Regions from separate parts of the Mus musculus genome. Here region 2 is linked to region 1. A link is a contact called in ENCODE Hi-C or POLR2A ChIA-PET data. All regions are on one chromosome and are shown on one strand. Each heading gives the region's core, a stretch centred on a gene start or an enhancer-like site at or near the end of the contact. The rest is flanking DNA. Distances are from core to core; before and after follow the strand shown.

The links. A loop is a pair of places that touch in the nucleus more often than their neighbours do. ChIA-PET counts read pairs that join two places held with the same protein, here RNA polymerase II (POLR2A).
Region 2: a loop to region 1 is called in a map of left cerebral cortex, with 6 times the contacts of the local background. The contact joins the promoter of Slc25a23 here to the promoter of Gtf2f1 in region 1. A Hi-C loop is called at or near these places in 1 of 37 maps with a recorded cell type or tissue (left cerebral cortex). POLR2A ChIA-PET finds 5 or more read pairs at or near these places in 4 of 5 experiments (Patski and embryonic stem cell).

The regions. Positions count from the first base shown.
Region 1 is chr17:57,007,765-57,013,315 of GRCm38, reverse strand. Gtf2f1 (general transcription factor IIF, polypeptide 1) reads left to right here and starts at 2,028. Exons shown (of 13, transcript NM_133801.2): 1 at 2,028-2,207; 2 at 2,294-2,340; 3 at 3,556-3,628; 4 at 5,410-5,551. The coding sequence starts at 2,196. It also overlaps the pseudogene Gm17949.
Region 2 is chr17:57,057,791-57,063,341 of GRCm38, reverse strand. It overlaps Slc25a23 (solute carrier family 25 (mitochondrial carrier; phosphate carrier), member 23), which reads left to right and starts at 3,479. Exons shown (of 10, transcript NM_025877.4): 1 at 3,479-3,821; 2 at 5,108-5,234. The coding sequence starts at 3,669. It overlaps Crb3 (crumbs family member 3), which reads right to left and starts at 1,111. Exons shown (of 4, transcript NM_177638.5): 1 at 969-1,111; 2 at 576-747. The coding sequence starts at 648.

The DNA.
Region 1 (5,551 bases), core at 779-3,278:
CACATGTGCCATTCATTCACAGGAGTCAGTTCAGGGGTTGAATTCAGGCTGTGAGGCTTGGCCGCAAAATGTCTTCACCCAGTGTGCCATCTCTGGCCCGTAGCACAGACTGGCCTGTCTATGTAGTCAAGGGTGCCTTGCCCAGCATGCACCCAGTTTCTGCTGGGTATGGGACCCAGGACTTTGCGCATTCTAGGCCAGTGACCTTTTTTTTTTTTTTTTTTTTTTTGATTTGTGAGTGTTTGTTTACATGTATGTGTGAGTGTGTGCAAGACCAGAAGAGAGTACAGGAAACCCTGGAAATAGAGTTAACAGATAGTTGTGAGCTGTCATTTGGGTGCTGGGAAGCAAACCCAGCTTCTGGACAGGAGCAGCCAGTGTCCTTAACTCTTACATCACCACAACACTGTCAGATAAGAACAGGTTAGGGCTGCAAGGCAGTCACTGGGCCAGCAGACCCTGGCTTCCTGGGGACTCCGTCCAGCCATGAGTGACCCCATGAACTCCTGTGAACTCTCACCGTGGGTACCAGGAGTCCCTTCTGCATGATGTCCCGGATCTGCCGTCCCCTCTGGGTGCTTCTCTGAGCCTCCTCCCGCAGCAGCTGGCCCAGCTCCACATGGTAGAAGCCGTATTTCAGAGCCATGTTTCTGCACTGGGTCCCTTTCCCGCAGCCGGGCCCCCCCACCACGAAGATGATCAGGGGATACCTCAGGATATCTATGGTGTTCAGGGAAGAAAGATGGTACTAGTGCAAGTCTATAAGAAATCCTGGACTCACGTTGAAGCATCCCCCTGTGGGGATTTTCCTGAGCCATTTGCACAGACCTCCATGAAGTGCCTTAGTGACTCCATCACCCCATTTTACAGATAAAGAAGAGGGCCCTCAAACTCACCCAGTAGCACCCTGCTCCGCCCACCATGCGGTCCTTTCTATGCTGCCTGCTTGTGCCTCTAGTCACACAACCTCTGAGTTGGGATAAGACCTCTCTGCCCTTTCCTCTCCTCCGCAGTCAGCCCTCGTTCTTTGTCCCTTTCAGTTCACTTTGGTCTTCCTAGCCAGCCTCTGTAACTTAAGGCGCACTCCCTGAAGGCGGAGAAATGAATGCCTCCCCTACTAGACACATCTGTGGAGTCAGTTGTTTATGCAAAGACAGTCATGGAATCAGCCTATCTCATTCCTCTCAAGTTCAATGCCTGTGCCTCCCTTGCCCCTCTGCTTAACCAACTCCTTTGCATCCCGTAGGCTCCCTTTCTCTGATTTGTCCCCAGAGAATAGTACTTTCCATTTCCGACACTGGCTCCTCTACTCAAGTTATATGCCAAAGGCATCAACCAACAGTGAGGTGGGAGCATGCGCAGATGCGTTCCTTCCGTGCAGGGGTTGGTGTACACCCCCAGGTAGTGGGGATACTTGCCCATCTCCCCCTTTCGTTGGCCCATGTAAACCAACCACCCCACGTCGTTACCCTTCTCCTGGGGCCTCAAAGCTCTGCCCAGCTGGGGCAGCGTGGACTCGCACAGACCCATCCCGCCCGCAATGCCGGGGTACGCTGGGGCCCTGTCTCCACCCTGCACCGAGTCCCCGGCTCCGCTCTACGTCACAAGGGACTCATTTTGCAAGATCCTCGGGATCCCCATATCCCAGGACACAGAAAACTGAACCTCAGACCCGCCCCAGAAGAGCCGAAGAAGCCACCCCACAGAGTGGGCCTCGGTTGCCATGGCAACTCGGCCTCCGTTCCCGCTTCTTGGACACATTTACGCTTGCGCAAGAGGATCGAGTTCGCGTCTACCAGGAGACTCCATTTCCACCCTACCCAGGATGCTCCGCGGTGCCTGCGTCGTGACGTCACGACGGGCGTGTCTACACGTGACTTTTCCGTGGTATATAAACAGAGAACGCCGCCAAAAGGTGGCTTTCTCTCCGAAGCTGGTGATCTAGAGTAGTTACAGCGGCTGCGCTCTTCTCGGTGTGGCAGCTCAACTTCCGGGTCAGGCTCTAACGCATGCGCAGAGAGTTAGGTCTCTTTTTCTCGTCTTCCAGCATTCTCCGAGACTTAAGGATTTGGAAATCCAAAGCACAGCATCACACTAACGTGACAACCAGGAAAGGTGCCTTCCCTTTCCTGGAGCCGAGGGACACAACGAAGTTCATCCCGTCAGGCCGACCGGGAGCAGCTTGAGCAACGGCCATGGCGGCTCTAGTGAGTATGAATGAGGTGGGGACAGAGGTGTCGCAGAACAGACCCCGCGCCCTCTCCTCGCCTTACAGACCCCTGCTCTCTTGCAGGGCTCCAGCAGCCAGAATGTCACCGAGTACGTCGTCCGAGTCCCCAAGTAAGTCCCCGTCCACCCACACTCCAGAACCTCGGCCCTGTGTTCCCCTGCCACCCCGTCCAAGACACAGTAACAGTTACCCCTTGGTAGTTAATGTCAGGGGTCGGTGACTTTGCCCTGAGTCAGACGGGTCAGGTCAGACATGGTGACTGCCTTTAATCTCAGCACTTGGGAAGCAGATGTAAGAGAATTTCTGTGAGTTCGCAGCCAGCCAGGTCTGTATAGTGAGTTCCAGGACAGCCAGGGCTACATAGTCGGGTCCTGTCCCAAAATAAAAGAAAACCCCAAACTGGTCACAGGTGGTATACATCCTGTTTTTTTGTGCCAAGTGCCATGTCCCTCAACTTCTAACTTTATTTTAGGTGGGTACATGCTAGGCAAGTACTCCACCACCGAGCCACACCCAGCCCCCTCTTAAGTTTTGTTTATTTTGAAGACAAGAGTCTTACTGTGTAGTTCAGATGGTTTGATCAGGCTGGCTTTGAACCCACTCAGATCCATTAAGACCCTTGCCTGCCTGCCCTTCTTTCTACATAGGGGTCCTCCGCACTTTTGGTTCCTTTTTTCTTTTTTTCTCTTTTGGTTTTTCGAGACAGGGTTTCTCTGTGTAGCCCTGGCTGTCCTGGAACTCACCTTGTAGACCAGGCTGGCCTCGAACTCAGAAATCCACCTGCCTCTGCCTCCCAAGTGCTGGGATTAAAGGCATGTGCCAACTCTGCCTGGTGGTCCCTTTGTTTCTTGAAGATTTAATTTATTATCTATGTGTATGAATGTTCTCTCTTGTCTCTCCTCTCTCACTCTCGCTCTTGCTCTCGCTCTCACTCTTTCTGTATGTGATGCTGTAAGAGAGCCTAGTGTCTGTGGATCTTTATCTGATGGGGTTGGGTTGGATGAGATGGATCTTGATTCTTTAAAACAAAACAAAACAAAACCCCTGAAAAACTAGAGCGTGGTTCTCAACTTGCAGGTTGCCTAAGACCATCGGAAAACACAGATATTTACATGACCATTTATAGCTTACAGTTGTGAACTAAACAAAAATAATTTTATGATTGGGTCACCGCAGCATGAGGAGATGTATTAGAGGGTCAGAGCTTTAGAACCATTGCTCTGGAGTCTTTTATGAGTTCCCAGAATTACCTACAACCAAGGGTGTAAAGCATAGATTTGTTGAATGAATAATCAATAGATTGAATAGTTTCTTGCCCATTCCAGGAACACAGCCAAAAGATACAACATAATGGCTTTTAATGCAGCCGATAAAGTCAACTTTGCTACCTGGAACCAGGTAAGTGGGTGATTCTGGGTGGCTGGGGCAGGGACCTAACCCTGGGCTGGTGACTATGTATAGTAATAACTTTACTGAAACGATGGTGCCCACACCTGTGGCTCCAGCAGATTTGTGATTCCAGCCATTTGGTGGCTGAGGCAGAAAGACTGAGTGTTTTAGACCAGCTTGTGCTACATAAATCCTAGCTCCAAAGAAAAGAAGTGCAAAGCAAAGCAAAGCATGTCAGAGGATGTGGTTCAGTCAGTAGAGCACGAATCTAGCATATATGAGGCCAAGCTGGATCCCCAGCGCCATGTATACTAGCCATGGTGGCACACGCCTGTCATCCCAGCACGGGAAGGGGGTAGGACCTCAAACTGAAGATGATCCTTGCCTGCACAGTAAAGCCCACGATACATATAGACGGTGTCTTTTTTTTTTTTTTTAATGGTTTTTCAAGACGGGGTTTCTCTGTGTAGCCCTGGCTGTCCTGAAACTCACTTTGTAGATCAGGCTGGCCTCCAACTCAGAAATCCACCTGCCTCTGCCTCCCAAGTGTTGGGATTAAAGGTGTGCGCCACCACTTGCCAGCCACAGACCATGTCTTAAAAAAGTAAAGTAGTGGGTAGCAAGATAACTCAGTGAGCAAAGAGGTGGCTCCAAGTGTGTCCTTGGATCTCATACAGGCAATGTCATGTACAACCTCCACAAAAAGAAATACACTTTAAAAGTTTGGGGTTTTTGTTTTTAAGAAAAAGCCAGCTGGCCGTAGTGGCACATACCTTTACTGCCAGTTCGAAAGCAGCAGAGTCAGTGGATCTCAGACTTCAAGGCCAGCCTGGTCTGCATGGTGAATTTCACTGTAGTGAGACCCTGTCTCAAAAGGATAAAATGATTCCACAAGATGGGTATAGCCAGAGATACTACTATCCCAGCACCAGGGAGGTAGAGGCAGGAGGATCATAAGTTTGAAGCCAGCCTGGGCTACATAACAGGACTTTCTAGATAATACTAAGAATAAAAAAAAAATGTTAAAGGCCAAAGTTTTAAACTATCCACTCTTTTGGGTGCCATGTTAAAATGTCACTATCTTCATATTGTTGAGGTTGCTCCTGGGCCTTCCTCAGGTGGTCACTATACATCTTTAGTCTCTGTACTCCATGATCTCATGAACCAGTCTGCTTTACTGTTATTGTAGTAAGTCCCACATTCCCTGTGACCAGAGTATTCTGTGTGTGTGATGTTTGTATGCATGTGGGCACGCTGTGCCTGTCAAGGCCAGAGTTGACATCAGGTGTCTTCCATAGTCACTCTACACCATATTTCGATGACATCTGTTGGGCCACTGGTATGTGGGGGATACAGAGTTTGGAGATCAGAGAAGACTTCAGGAGTCACTTCTCACCTTTTGCAGTGTGGGTCCCAGGGCTTGACCTCAAGCCTCGGGCTTGACAGCAAGTACCGTCCCATAGCCTTTCTACGTTGTGTTTTGAGTCAGGGTATCTAACTGAACCTGGGGCTTGCTGACCTGTGAGTTCCAGAGCCCCTCCTGTCTGCACCTCTCTCATGGGGTCTCAGATGCCATGCCCAACTTTGTCTGTGGGTCCTGGGGATCTGAATTCCTGATCCTTGTGCTTGTAAGCCTGCTACCTTACCCAGTGAACCAGTTCCACAGCCCTCTCCCTGGGCAGAGGCAACAGGTGCTCACATCCCTGGCCTTCATGCCACATGGGGAGTCTGCTGGGAGCACATGAAGCCTGGCACAGGGAGACAGAAGAGTATTCCTGCTTCTCCTTCAGGCACGGCTGGAGCGAGATCTGAGCAACAAGAAGATTTACCAGGAAGAAGAGATGCCAGAGTCCGGTGCAGGCAGTGAATTCAACCGCAAGCTTAGGGAGGAGGCGCGCCGGAAGAAGTATGGCATTGTCCTAAAGGAGTTTC
Region 2 (5,551 bases), core at 2,230-4,729, 49 kb before region 1:
AAGGACCTGGGCGGGGCTCAACCTTTCCCAGGAGTATGTGACTCACAAGGTCCCCCCACCCCCCAGGCTCCCGAAACTGGAACTAGAGACTGAGGGAAGGTCTGGCTGGGTCCACACCTACGGAGGGCCAGCCCTGTCAGCTGGGCTCCCTCCAGGTCCCCCTGACTGCTTAAGACTCTCAACTATGCAGACTCAGGTGCCCAGGCTCTCCCTCCCCTCCTCCACCTCTGGGCTCTGCCCAACAACCCCCAGCTCCTAAATTCCACAAGACTTAAGGACTCAGGAATTCTAGGCTGCGGGTACGGAGCGTTCAGAAAAACGCTGGTTCGAGCCTCAGCAACGTTAAAAGAAAAAAAAAAAAAAACTGGAGAAAAAAAAACTGGAAAAAAAAAAAGTTCGCAGGTCAGCTAAACTAATTTGAAATTCAGCCCTGAAGCTTTCAAACTTGGTCTCCAAACGCATTCCAAGCTCATTCCTCAGACCTGTCGCCCTCTCTGGGTCGCAAATGCCCGGCACTTCTGAGTTCAACCCGGGAACCCTCCTCCCACCCGAGCGCTGCCCCGGACAGTACCTACCTGTTAGGCTCCAGCCGGAGGGCAGCATCGGCAAACCAAACGCCAAGAGCACCCCCAGGCCTGGGGTCGCCATGAGTTTAGGCGACGAGTTGGTGACGCCAAGGACAGGACTTCCCCAAGGCGCCAATTCCTACCGCATCTTGGGTCGAGGAGGGCACCTGCGACCCAGGACCTGGGGACCAGACCGGGGTGGGGGGGAGAGGGCGCAGCATAGGGTGAGGGGCTGGACTCAGGCTCGGGGCCCAGCGACAGGCAACCCAATCTTGGAGTGCGCTCCCCGCCCTCGGCGCCAAGGGTCAGAGATTAAAGATTAACTCCCCGACCGCATTCTTGGGCCAGGAAAAGGGAAGGAGGAGGTGGGGACAGGACAGGCTGCGCGCCCTGCCTCCCTACCTGACTCCAGCGTCTGAGAGGGACTTCGCTCAGGTTCCCAATCCCGGGTTCCCAGCTGGAACCCCGAGTCTCCGTCCTTCACCCGGTCGCTCCAGATCCCACCCGCCCCGCCCGCTCACGTGACCCGGAAAGTTTAGTCACCCACCTGGGCAAAGAGCGCACTTCCGGCTTGTGCACCTGAGCCTGGCTGAGAGGGGCGGGGCGAAGAGGGCGGGGCCGCGCCGCCAGAGCACCTGTAACGGGAACCCCATTGCGACCCGGAGCACCGCAGAGGGCGGAAATGAGCAGGTGTAAGCACAGGGGTGCATACCCCGGCGGGGGGCGTGGCGACACTCCAGAAAGATACACACTTATAAGAGGCGGGCTCCGATGGGAAACACTGAAGAACTCACACCCTGAAGTCAGACCTGGGAATGCTAACCTGTATTCTAAATGTATTCTGGAGGCTGAGGCAGGAGGACCCCAAGTTCAAAGCCAGCCTGAATAAACCCTATTTCAAAAGTAAAAGGGGCTGGGAGCGTGGCTCGGGGCCAGAACCCCTGCCTTAAATGGCCTAGTGAAGGTCGCCTTCCAAGAATGTCTTAGTGATTGGATCGCCCCTTACTCAGCCATGAATTCCTCCTTAGCATGCCTGAGACCCCTGGGTTCCATTTTCATCCCATAACCAAAAAAATCAACCAACCTGTACAGGACTAGTTTTGTAGAAAGATACATGTAGGCTTGTAGTCAGAGTGTAATCAGAACACCTGCTTAGATTAAACCCGTGCGGTATTAAAAAAAAAAAAAAAAAAAAAAAAAACCGGACAAAGATCTGTGCAGAATCTCGCCCAGCTTAACGGAAGGCCTTATGTCCACACTGAAGAACATCCGTATGAGGTCCACCTGCCAGGGAAGTGTCTGTGAGGAAGCATGGATTTGGGGCGTCTGCGCAGAAGTAGTGATGTCCCACGGCACCCACACAGAAACTCTTATGCATGGAAACATCTGGTAGCTGGTAGAGGGAGTGGGTGGGACTTTCACCTGTTCACCACAGATGTATGGGCACAGCTTGGGTGGGGACCGCATGACCTCTGGATGTATCTTTGGGTAAAAGGTGGTCATGCACCGGATATGATGGCACGTGATTGCCGTCCCAGCAACTGGGATTCCGAAGCAGGCGAACTGCTGCACATTCAAGGCCAGCGAGGCTACAGAGACCTTGGCTCAAAAGGACAATAACAACAATAGCCATAGAGCTGCAGCTGGAGTTCTGTGGCTAGTTTATCTAGCACATACAAGGCTATATACAACACCCATTGTAGTGTAGCATACGCCTTAGATCCCAGGTGGAGCTCTGTGAGGTCCAGATCAGCCCGGTCTACATAGTAAATTCCGTGGCTACATAGAGAGACTGTGTCTTTGAACAAGAAAAATAAATAAATAAATAAATAAATAAATGAGGCGTCGTCCCTTCCTGGGAGTGGTGGTTTAAACTCTGTTTAAATCTCTGCTCTGGCCCTAAATGGGAATCCAGACTAAGATTTGAAGCTTTTGATTTCTCCACTGTAGCGTGGGAAAAGCTAGTGTCACCTACCTACCTCACAGGGTTTGGGGTAGGTTCGTTACTGAGCAGCGAGTGAAGGGCTCTGGCATGCGCAACGCACTCAATGTGAGCTCTTATTTATTATTCGCGGTCAGACGGACGCCCTTCCCCCTGACGGTGAGACGAAAAACTGCACCCGAAACTTGTGGGCGGGACTTCAGCAGGTGCAACCACAGCCGCCGGCTGAGGCCCCGCCTCCAGAGCCCCTCCTCCTGATCGTTATCTTTAGTGGCGCGGGAGATACTGGTCCGCGACTCCCTTTCCAGGCAGGTCTGCAAAGAGCAGCCTTCAGAGAGTCTGAATTGGGGCGCGGCCCCTTTAAGAATGCCTAGCGGGCTGCGAGCTGCGGGACAGGAGGCCGCGGCGGGTCAACCGGGAAGCCCCGCCTAGGTAGAGCGGACCGCCGCAGCTAGGGCGCATTGACCAATAAGGATTTAACTTTGCAGCCGCGCCGCTCGTTGACCTTGCGTTTCTCTCTCCGAGTGTCACCAAGAAAAGGAGGCGCGCGGGCGGAATGAAGTGTTGGGGAGGGAGCCCACACCTCTTTGTTGATCTGCTGTTTCTATCATCGACTGGGGAATCTAACTAGAGCAGGCGGGCGAAAGAAGCTTTTAAACTGGTTCAGAATTCTTTGCGTAGACCTGGGAGAAGCAAAAACTTGAATTTCTGATAAGTGATCCGTTAGAGAGGAAGGTGTAAATGAACAAGATTACGAATCCAATTCCTGACAATTCCCTACCAAAACCATTTAAGGAAAAAAGGGTAAACTGAGGCAAGCAGAGTACTAAGACGGTTGCCTCTCCTACCGTCCCAGGAATGCGCTGTCAGATGTGCAAAACCAGAGCCTCCTAGAATGCTTCCCCACGCCCCCTGCTCCGCCCCCAGCCCCCTCCCCCAAGTAATGCGGGTCGGAGGAGGAGACCAAGTTCTGGCGCGGGCGGGGACGACTAGCATTTATCACTTCCAGCAAGTGCCGGAGCTCGGCCCCGCACTGAAGAGGCTGCGGTGCGGGTGGGCGCGGGAGCTGGCTTTGTGGGGACCCCGGGGGGGAGGGGGAGCCAGAAAGCCCCCGCCGAGGCCGTCGCTGCGGGGCCTCCCCTCCCCCCTGGGCGGGCGCCATGCGGGGGGGCTCAAGCGACGCGGAGCGGCGGCAGCGCTGGGGTCGCCTGTTCGAGGAACTAGACAGCAACAAGGACGGCCGCGTGGACGTGCACGAGTTGCGCCAGGGGCTGGCCAGGCTGGGAAGGGGAGATCCGGACCGTGCACAGCAGGTACTATGGGCAGCGACCACCGCGGCAGGATCCGCCCGCGCCGTAACCGGTGCCCCTTAATGCCGCGGCTACGGCAGCCACAGGCTACCTGTTGGCTGGACCCCACCACCTCTGTCTAGGTTCCCTTCCCTCTGTCCACCCGCGTCTGGCCTGACGTCGCGAAACAGGGCTGCCAAGGCTCCAGGCCTGCAGTGGCTGCGGTTGCCAGGACCCAGCGGCCCCTCCCCCCCCCACCGCCCCCTCCCCCACCCCCTGTGGGATGCCTACTGGGGGGGATGGACTGCAGAGCGGGACGCTTTCCCCTCCACGGCCCAGAGCCAAACCCTCCTCTGCTCTGTGCACAATCCGAGGGGTGACCCGCTCCCACCTGCAGCTAACACAACTTCACATCCTTGCTGGAGCACACACAGAGCCCCTAGCCAGCTCTCCTAGTCTCTTATTTACATTTGCTGCCAGCCGGCTCTTTCCCGGACCTGGCCAGTTGCCCCAGGCTGCTCCAGCTAGGGAGTCAGTCCATCTGAGGTCACTCTGCTTCTACTGGGGTCTGACCTGTCTAGGAAGGAATTTGAGGTAGGGGTGCAGTTTAGCAGTAAAGTGCTTTCCTGGCATGTGCAAAGGTCCTAGGTTCTAGCTCCAGTATGGGAGGTGGCAGTGGGGAGCAGCAAAAACTGGCCCTTTCTCCGTGTGACAGGGGACATGGAGCCCCTAGCCTTCCCTAAAACAGACCTATTGCATTTTTGTTGACCTTGAGTCTAAGGTCCAACTTTTGGATAGGAATATAAAGAGGCCCCATGGCTGTTGGGCCTTATATGAACCACGACTGTTTCTAACAGGACAAACACACACACACACACACACACACTCCTCAACAAGACTGCCAAGGAGACAGGATTTTATAAGGAAAATCTGGGTGGGCAAATTTGGGAAACAAGGTAATGAATGAGAGAGAATCAGAGTTCAAGGTCTCGTCCTACAGTACAGAGAATGTGAGGCTAGCCTGGGCTATATGAGACAGGTGTCTCAAAATTGACCAAAAAGTGCCCCCAGGTTGCCACTTCCCAGTACTATGACCTTGAACTGCCTCTGTGACTCTGTAGAGTCCTCAGTCTGCCTAGGGACTGAGACAAGAGGCAGATTCTTCTTATGGCCTGGGGCTGCTCCCTTCCATGAGGAACTGGGGCTCTGAGCTCCTGAGGCATGAGGCATATTCTAGCTGTCTTCCCCACACACGCCCTGTGGGGGTGCAGTCTGCTGGAGTCCCTGTGTCCCCTTTTTTCCTCTGCTAGGGTGTCTCCTCTGACTGGGATGCTGATCCTGATGGTGGCCTCAGCCTGGAGGAGTTTACTCGCTACCTGCAGGAACGGGAGCAGCGCCTTCTGCTCATGTTTCACAGCCTTGACCGGAACCAAGATGGTGAGATGGGCTCTAGGCTGGGGAATGGACAAGTGGGTTAGAACCCGAAGCGCCGGGGGAATGGGGAGGGCTGCTTCTGACTCATGGACTATTTTGGGAGTTCTCAGCTGCAACTAGGTGATTTGAGCCTGAACTGGCCCATCCCACCTCCTATCCCTTTTGCAGTAGGACCCCTCTCTCTGCCCATACACGTTTCTCTTCAGACAGTATACTTGGTTCGGAGACCCTCAAATACAAGGATAGACCCTTAACCAAGCATCTTCTGGGTTCCTTAAGTATTACCTTAAAGTTGGAGAGCTAGATCAGGGGTAACGTGG